Linked DNA regions of Mus musculus: region 2 is linked to region 1. Evidence: chromatin contacts called from ENCODE Hi-C or POLR2A ChIA-PET data. All regions are on one chromosome and are shown on one strand. The core of a region is the stretch at or near the end of the contact, and the rest is flanking DNA. Distances in the headings are between cores, read along the strand shown.

Region 1 (4,488 bases), core at 773-3,272:
AGCACCAGTCCCTCAATTGTGTGGATCAGGGGAGGGGGAACGGAAGCAGGGCAACTCCCTCAGAGATACAACTTCTACCACAAGGAGCCTCTCCCCTGGCTCCCTGCTCCAGGACTCTGGGGTGCTATTGTGCCAGGGCAAATACGAATGCACCTTGAAGCCTCCCTTTTGTAGGCTGCAGTCAGCAGGCACCAGCTCCATCCCCAGCTCTGAGGACTCCAGGACGCTTAGCTTCCAGCGGTGCAGGTCTTGCTGTTCAGGTGCATTCTGCAGCTGGGCCACTCTCACGTCACCAGGGTCCAGCAACACCTGCCAGCGCTGGACACGGGTTCTCACGGCCCAACAGGGAGTCATTGACAGCATGTAGCAAATGGCGTCAAAGCCACCCAGAAGGAAAACGAACTTCAGGCCTACCAACCATGCTTCTGCTTCCAACGGGTCCATGGGCCAGGTGGGGCTCAACTCCAACAATACAGGTTGCCCAGGAGATGGGCTTACATTGAAAATCTCCCACCAGGACAAAGGAGGGATGAGCCAGTGGGAGCAGGGTGAAAGCCCATCAAATCTCCAGGGAAGGGCCTGGGTCCACTCAGCATCCTCAGGACCCAGATCCAGGGGTACAGCTTCCTGAGGCCCCAGCTCAGTGGGCACAGGCTGGGGTCCCTGAGCCCCAGAGCCTGCAGAGACAGAGATGCCATGTGGCAGATGACCTTGGCCCTCTCCCCCACTAAGCCCGGGCCATTCCTCGGGCTCAGACGATGCCTCTGAGAGTTCCATGGGCTCAGCATCCCACACTCCTTCTTCCCAGTCTCCCATCTCCAGCATGTTCTTAACGACGAGGAAAGCTGCCTTGAAGCAAGCAAAGCAGATCTTCATCTGTTCCCCATGGACAAGATGGTACAGCCACGCCCCATAGAGGCAGGACATGCCCTTGGCCCCATGGCGAACGCTGACTGGGGGACACATGGTCAAGAAGTCTGTCTGCAGCTAAGCGGACACACAGAGGAAGACTTGCTCGATGGTCTCAGTAGGACCATAGAGGCTAGAAATAGGTGGAAAAGGTGAGAATGAGAGAAACGGGAGAAAACAGGGCACAGTAGGAGGTCTAGGGGCTTTGGGGCTGCAGGATACGGGGCAGTGGTACGAGAACTGGGTGAGAATTAAATGAATACCTCTCTGGAGAAGTAGACAGGCTTGAGCTTCCAGAAACTTCTTCAGCTTCACACTTGCTCCAATGTCTGGAGAGCTTGAAAGGCAGAGGAAATGAGGTTTGCCTCCCCCCACCCCAGCCCCCGGGCTGCTGCAGGGCCCCCCTTGAGGAGAGGGTGTTGGAGCTCTGGCCCCCGGGGCTCCCTGCTCACTCTGGACAGGCTGGGGTGACATCAGAGTTGTCCTCAGGGCTCAAGGCCCCGACCTCACACTTGCACCCGGCTACCAACCAAAGAGGCCGGGAAGCCTACGTCAGGAGTATCTCCTCTCTGCCCACCGTGCTCACCCGGCCCAGCCCTCGGCCCAGTCCCTTTCCATCCTTACCTCCCTGACTGAGCGCCCAGGTGCCAGCTAAGGGACTCCAAAGCCAGGCTCTCCTCACTGAGCACTGAACACCGAGCGAGGACCAACAAGGCCTTATAAAGGGTCAACGGCCATGATGCTCCAGCTCATTTACATATCTCCCATGAGGCCCCAAAGCAGCAGGAAGCGAAGGCGCTGAGTCACTCTGGCCCCCAAGGTGCACATGAGGCCTGGCGCCCCCTACAGCGCGCATGCGCTGCTCCCCTGCGGACACCTGAGCACCCTGTGTGCTTCCTGTGTGCTCTAGCGGTGCCCGATGTCCCCATCCCTGTGCCTTCGAGGGACTCGAAGGCCTGGGTTCAGAGCTGGGCCCGCAGCACATCTTGTTTGGAAAAGTCGATTCCTTCTTCCCTGTCTCTTTAGTAAAAAGTTCTTTAACACTTGGGAAACTGCTCGCTCAGTTCTCAACTGCAGGCTAAGCACAGTTGCCCCTCTCTGGGTCTTTTTGTTCTCAGACTCTTTAAAGAAATTCTTTGTAGAGTTTATCCTTAGAGGAGTCTGGGACTCAGAGGAAAAACCAAGCATAAGATACAAGGTTTCCAGCAGCCTCTGGAGCTCAACCTTGACCACACAGAGGTTTATTTGTTAAAATCTGCCGCAGTCCACTCTGGACACCCCACAGGGGTGGACACTGGTGTAGTGACGTTCCTCTGTCATCACAGGGCCAGTTTCACTTCAGTAATACTCCATTAAAAGAATAAATCCCTTTATCCACTCACTTCTTGTAGAAGATCTGGTTGCTTTCTGGGGTTTGGTAATTTGGTATTTTAAAAAGCTATTACCAGTTTTGCATTGGTCTTCTAAACTTAAGCTTTTGTCTCCTTTGAATACACCCAGAGAAGCACAAAAGCCACGTTGTGAGCTAGTTGTAGTGTGTGAGAGCTGGCACAGTTTTCCAAAAGCTCTTCCTTCAGGACCAAGTGGAGTCTGAAGCCACATGAGCTTGCAAGTCCTGGAAAATGGCAGTTGTGCCCAAAACAATGAGAAGTAAATGGCCATTCGCGCGAAAAACTGATCTATCACAGTCGGAGACTGAAAGAATCCAAGCTTGAGTGAAGAGTTGCATCACGCTGGGCTACCCTCTCGCTTCAACCTCTTTTTTTTTGTCTGAAAGGGAGCAGGGTTCCTGAGGAATCTTTTTAAAAAGATACTAGAGCGTGAGTTCCAAGACAGCCAGTGCCACACAGCACTGTCTTAAAAAAACAAAAATAAACAAACAAATAAATATTGCCAGATCACAGTTAGAAATGTACGTCCCATGACTAAGCAATCAAATATATGAGCCTATGGTGGCCATTCTTATTCAAAAATGTCTTGTACTGGAGAAGTGGCTCACAACAGGCTTAAGTTCTAGCCCCAGGGGGTCGGATATCCTCTTCTAGCTACTTCACCTATACACACATGGCACACTCATACCCCCCCCCACACACACAAATACAAATAAAAATAAAACTTAAAAAAAAAGAATTATTGGGATTTGTACTGGCTGGCTTTGTGTGTCAACTTGACACAGCTGGAGTTATCACAGAGAAAGGAGCTTCAGTTGAGGAAATGCCTCCATGAGATCTAGCTGTAAGGCATTTTCTCAATTAGTGATCAAGGGGGAAAGGCCCCTTGTGGGTGGGACCATCCCTGGGCTGGTAGTCTTGGGTTCTATAAGAAAGCAGGCTGAGCAAGCCAGGGGAAGCAAGCCAGTAAAGAATATTCCTCCATGGCCTCTGCATCAGCTCCTGCTTCCTGACCTGCTTGAGTTCCAGTCCTGACTTCCTTGGTGATGAACAGCATTCAGTATGGAAGTGTAAGCCGAATAAACCCTTTCCTCCCCAACTTGCTTCTTGGTCATGATGTTTTGTCCAGTAATAGAAACCCTGACTAAGACAGGATTTGAGAGATGGTTCAGTGGTTAAGAGCACTGTTTTTCCAAGGGACCTGGGTTCAAGTCCCAGCAACCACATGGCAGCTCACAGCTAACCTTAGCTTCAGGATCTGACACCCTCACATAGACACACACACATAGACAAATAAGCAGGCAAAACACTAATGCACATAAATAATAATAAAATAAATAAAATTTTAAAAATACAAAAGAATTGTCTTTGGAGCTTCACATTGGGCACTAAACTGTTAGTGTAAAAAACACAGCTCTCAAAAGAAGCAAGAGGGGCTGGAAAGATGGCTTATCAGTTAAGAGCACTGACTGCTCCTCCAGAGGTCATGAGTTCAAATCCCATGGTGGCTCACAACCATCTGAAATGAGATCTGATGCTCTCTTCTGGGGCGTCTGAAGACAGAAACAGTATACTTATATATAATAAAATAAATAGGCTGGAGCAAGCGGGGCCGGAGTGAGCTGGAGGGGGAGAAAAAAAGAGACAGGAGATAAGTTTATTCGGAGGCTATATAAGAGTGTCTATGGCCCTAAAACATATATACCCAGTATTCCATGGTCCAAAGTGGGGAAATCCCAGCTGTATGTCTCAGGTGCTAACTGCTGACATTCTAAACTCCAGGGAGTTAATGGGCCTTGTAGAAGGATCAGTGTAGTTCTGGAAACATTACACAAAACAAAATCCTTTCCAAGACACATTCTCTCTATGTATCCTTGGCTAGCCTGGAATTCTCTATGTAAAGCCAGGCTGGCCTCGAACTCACAGTGATCCTCCTGCCTCTGCCTCCACACTGATGTTTATTTTATTTTTATTGTTACTTGTGTGTGTGTGGGGGGGGGGGGGGAGACATGGTTTCTCTGTGTAGCCCTGGCTGTCTTGGAACTCACTCTGTAGACCAGGCTAGCTTCCACCTCAGAGATCCTCCTGCCTCTGCCTCCCAAGTGCTGAGATTAAAGGTGAGTGCTACCACAGCTTGGCTCTGATGTTTGTGTGTTTGTTTGTTTACACTGTAGCTGTCTTCAGACAC
Region 2 (4,488 bases), core at 508-3,007, 38 kb before region 1:
GGTGTCTCAATGGACCATGCTATATAAAATACATTGCTCAGGCTCAGCACCATTGTATAATCTGCCCTGGAGCCTTGGCAAGTCATCTAAAGCCACCCCCCACTAAGACTGGTCAAAGCTACTGTTTTGTCACAGATGTCTGTCCTGTGGTGATCTAAGCTTTTTTGGGTCCCTTCTGGAGACCACCGAAGAATTCCTGGCCTCAGAGACACCACCTTTGTTCTTGTCCATCAGTAGACTTCCCTCTTCTGGGCCACAGGCTCTTTCTTCACTGCCTGCAGATGTCCTTTCAGAGACAGGGCTGTACCCCAGCTCCCCGACCTAGTTCCAGGCACAGCAGGCAGAGGGTAGACCAAGGTTTCTCCTGCCTGGAGGACATTATGTAAGGACATAATGCCAAGGGCCAGCCATCAACTGGAGACCCTCCCACCCATGGCCACAGATCCTGTTCCAGTCCCTTGGGAGAATTCAGAGCTTAGCAGTGTCACAGACCCAGTGGAGCATCTGCCTCTAGCTAAGATGTGAGGCCAGAAGCTGGAGGTCCTATCTGGCCATCTGCAGCCAGCACAGCACCCAGCTCAGTCAGATGCACAGTGGACCCTGGCTCAGATGGCAGCCAGCACATCCTTCATGGTAGTGGCCTGTTGTGTGTGTCCCCTCCGTGCCTAGCCCCCATGACATTTATGTCCTAGCATGTTACTAGGAAGCATAGCTGACACAGAAAGCCTCCACCTTTGTTGGTAACAGATATTCTCCTCCTTGCAAAACTTGAGACCTTTCAGGGCCGTACTTTCCAGAGACATCATAGCTACAACTCTTATACCCAAGACAGATAACTTGTTTTTCAAACTGCAGATATCAACTTGAAAGCGGGAGCTCTTTTGAGAGAGAGAGAGAGAGAGAGAGAGAGAGATCTTCAAAGAAAAAATAGGAGGGAGAATGGGAAGGAGTCACTGAACACCCTGGCGTCTGGCGTCTGGCTGGAAGCATGTGTGTGTATGAATGTGTGTGTGTATATGCATGTGTATGCATGTGTATGCGTGTATGTGTAAGTGTGTATGTGTGTGTACATGTATATGTGTGTATGTGTGTGCATATGTATATGTGTGTATATGTGTGCATGTGTAAATGTGCTTGTGTGTATGCATGTGTATGTGTGTCCATGTGCATGTATACGTGTACTTGTGTGTGTGTGTGTGCGCGCTGTGGGTACATGTGGGCATGTGTGAATGTTCAGGATGTGGATGTGAGAGAGGGCAAAGGTTCAGGATCCTACATAAAAGTGTGCACACAGCTTTGGGTGATGAGATGCTGCAGGAACCCGTGCTACCGGACAAGTACATTTTTGTCATTCACAGGCCTGGAGCACTCTTGGTCCTCCCTTCCTTCAAGTCCTCCACATTCATGTTTTGAGGGCAGAGAGGAGGACTCTGTGCTACCTGTCCCACTCTGTGAATGTGAAGAACTAGAGCTATGCTTGCCTCTACCCCTCCAGAGCTACGCCTGAGGCACCCGAAACACACAGGCCCTGCTGAATGCTGTCCACAGCCCTGCCTCCTGTGTTTCCTGAATCCCAGGCTGATGGCCTGGCTCTTCTTTGCTCATCCCTTATGTGAGGCAGCCCCCACTCCACAAAACCCTCAGCCCACAGAGAACCTGGGTGCCCTCAAGTCCTCTCTTCCGCACACCCCAGCCTCTCACCTGTCCCTTCTCCAGCAAGCTCTCCAATGTTACCTCCACTGCTGCCCTGGATGACTGAACTTGTCCAAGCCAACGGGAAACTGAAAGCCTGGAGGGAGGGGCTAGATGAGGCAGCCTGTCCTGTTCCTTGCCAGACACTCTGTAGGAAGGCATTCAACTTCCAGGAACTTCTCTGAGTTAATGTAACAGCACCATGAGTTTCTTAGTGATTCTCTCATGCATATGTTTTGTAGAAGTCTCGTATTAGCTTCATTAGTTGCGTCTCAGGAACCCTGGAGGAGGGTCCAGGCTTTTTCTAGGAAATCCCTGGCTGGAGCTGATGTTTGATTCAGGGTTTAGGGGCTGCTCTTTTGGGAGCTGTGTGGGTTTGTTTTCCTGCAGGGGTCAGGTCAGAATGTGCCTTAGGGTTGAGCTATGGAAGACAGCTTGGTTCATCTGGTTATCCTTGGGGTGTTTGACAGGGGTAAGATGGAATGGGCAGGAGTGACATCCTTTGTCAGCCCTACTGTAAAATGCCAGAACAGAGATCTTGCCAATCTACACTAGGGTCCTATGCCTTGTAGACAAACCCTGGAGGACACCCTGGCCCCACCTGAAATATGTCAGATTCAAGGAGACTGCAGGCATTTGACAACTGCTCCTTGCAAAGAGTTTTCGCAACAAGGATTACGTTTGAGAAGCTTCACTGTGAGAAGCAGAGACTGCTGTCCACCACTGCTATAGAAAGGACGGGCTGCTGTAGACCCAATCTTAAGCCAGCCCCATGCTCAGCTCCAGTATCCCTCATGGCTTAGCAGGGCTGTGGGGTCAGCTCAGTGCCCGCACTGTTAATTTTCTCGTGGACAGTGGAAGGAGGAGTCTATGGCTGTAGATGCAATGAGGGACCCTGGGATGATCTGCTTGTGGGGCAGGAGATAGATTGTGAGACCCTGAAGAGGGTTGGTTTACATCCCGAGTGACTTTGTGAGCTGTGATGAGACATTTATAAAGCCTATGCCCACATGAATACAGTGGACACTAGGGCAAGACTTTAGGCCCCACGGTGACTCTGTAAGGTGTCTATGGCCTTGTGTAGATCCAGTGGGAGAACACTAAGATGACTGCTCTATGGGTGAAGATCCCTGGAGGGGCTGGGCAGTAGGCATACTTTTGCACATCGAGCCTTAACTTGGCATGCTGGCACAGGGATGAATAGCAATCTCTGGACACTAAAAGAAGTCCCTACAGTCTCCAGGCACAATGCAACCAAGCCTCAAAGAAAGTTACTGATGGACAGTTGGATGTGGTTCCTCTCTGCCCCACCCTCTGCCCAATTACAGAAAGAAAAAGGAAGAAAAAGAAGCTGACTGCAACTCTGGGAGCCTGCCGCTATGGGGATGAGCAGGAGGGACCTGATGTCCCACAGGCGGAACATCTAGAACGTCACAGGTATTCAGGAAATGAGAAGGGCTAGGGACACACTGAGCCTAGGAGAATGGCCTGCAGCCCAGAGTACAGAGCTGACCACAGAGAACAATGTCCTTTGTGCTCTTTCAAAGCAGTAAGTTCCTTCAAGTTCTCAGATAAAAACAAAAAGCTCACAGCCTCCCTCAGGAAAGACAAGACCGTATGAGTGTGGAATCCAGCCGTTGCATAGGATCCTGAGGCTGGGCAGAACTCTCCAGGGTTCTGCAGAGACACCCCCCTGCCATCTCATTTCACATGGGAGAGAAATCCCAATGACCATGACCTCATGTCTTCTAGATCCTTGTCCCTGTCCCCAGACTGCAGCCCAAGTTTCTGTTGCCCTTTTCCCTGCTCTGGTTGCATCTCGCAGGCAGGGCCATCAAGGTCTTTGTATGTCTGAAGGGGCCTCTGGCCTATGGGGCAAAGCTTCCGGTGGTGAGGGGTTAAGTGATGGCTGAGGTACCAGTATCTCATCACAGAGATGCCCTTCACAGTTAAGTAAAGTTTGTTTCCTCTGAAACCGCCCACACACGGTGAAAGTGAAACCAGTTTGTGTATTTTGAAAGTAATAAGGAAAAAGAGAAGAGCAAGCAGGCTAGAATAATCCCAGCTGTACAGTGGCAGTCAGGCCAGCTTCCTTTTTAATTCTCTTTCTCCATTTCTCTTTCAGTGGTAAGCATGCTCTCTAGTCCAGCATCCCGGGTCTCTTTCAATATTCACAGCCCTGTTCCATCACATGGGTGGAGAAGGGCCACGAGTGTCCATTCAGCCTTGGCAAGTCTCCTGACCAACATCTTCTCTGCCAGGGTACTCTGCCATCTTGTATCTCACCCCCAGGTTTTCAGGGCATTATGTTTTTTGAGAACCTTTTACAATTTATTCAGTAGCATTTGAGAAGTGCCAAGTGTGTATCTCTGCTGTCTCCTGAGGCTTTATGCTAATGTGTGGCTTGGCTTGCTCTGTAAGTTCTTTCTGAAGCTTGCTGGTGGTTTTTGTGACTTCTTGCTCACATAGAGGATCGTTACCGGACGTGTCCTATGTTCTTGACCCATGGTGTGTTCTATGTTTGGGAAGCAAAGCTCTATAGGTGTTCCCATGCGCAGCTGGCCAATGGCATGGATTATTTAGTAGCTGATTTGGACTGAAGAGAACCCTTTCTGATGGAGAGAAGTGTGTTGTAGTCTGTTCCTCCTGCACTAGGATTCTTTTGGTGTGTGTGTGTGTGTGTGTGTGTGTGTGTGTGTGTGTGTGTGTGTGTTGAGAGAGGGTCTCATGTAGCCCAGGCTAGGCTGGGACTCAATGAGTGAATGAGAAGTCCCCTGCCCCCATCTCCACAATGCT

The links. Hi-C counts contacts between places; a loop is a spot of excess contacts on that map. ChIA-PET counts read pairs that join two places held with the same protein, here RNA polymerase II (POLR2A).
Region 2: a map of gastrocnemius shows a loop between it and region 1 (2.0-fold over the local background). The contact joins the promoter of Sectm1a here to the promoter of Tex19.2 in region 1. A Hi-C loop is called at or near these places in 3 of 37 maps with a recorded cell type or tissue (CH12.LX, gastrocnemius and heart). POLR2A ChIA-PET finds 5 or more read pairs at or near these places in 2 of 5 experiments (Patski and embryonic stem cell).

The regions. Positions count from the first base shown.
Region 1 is chr11:121,116,655-121,121,142 of GRCm38, forward strand. Tex19.2 (testis expressed gene 19.2) reads right to left here and starts at 2,023. Exons shown (of 3, transcript NM_027622.3): 1 at 1,534-2,023; 2 at 1,173-1,246; 3 at 1-1,042. The coding sequence starts at 966. The coding sequence ends at 13.
Region 2 is chr11:121,079,382-121,083,869 of GRCm38, forward strand. It overlaps Sectm1a (secreted and transmembrane 1A), which reads right to left and starts at 1,758. Exons shown (of 6, transcript NM_145373.2): 1 at 1,702-1,758.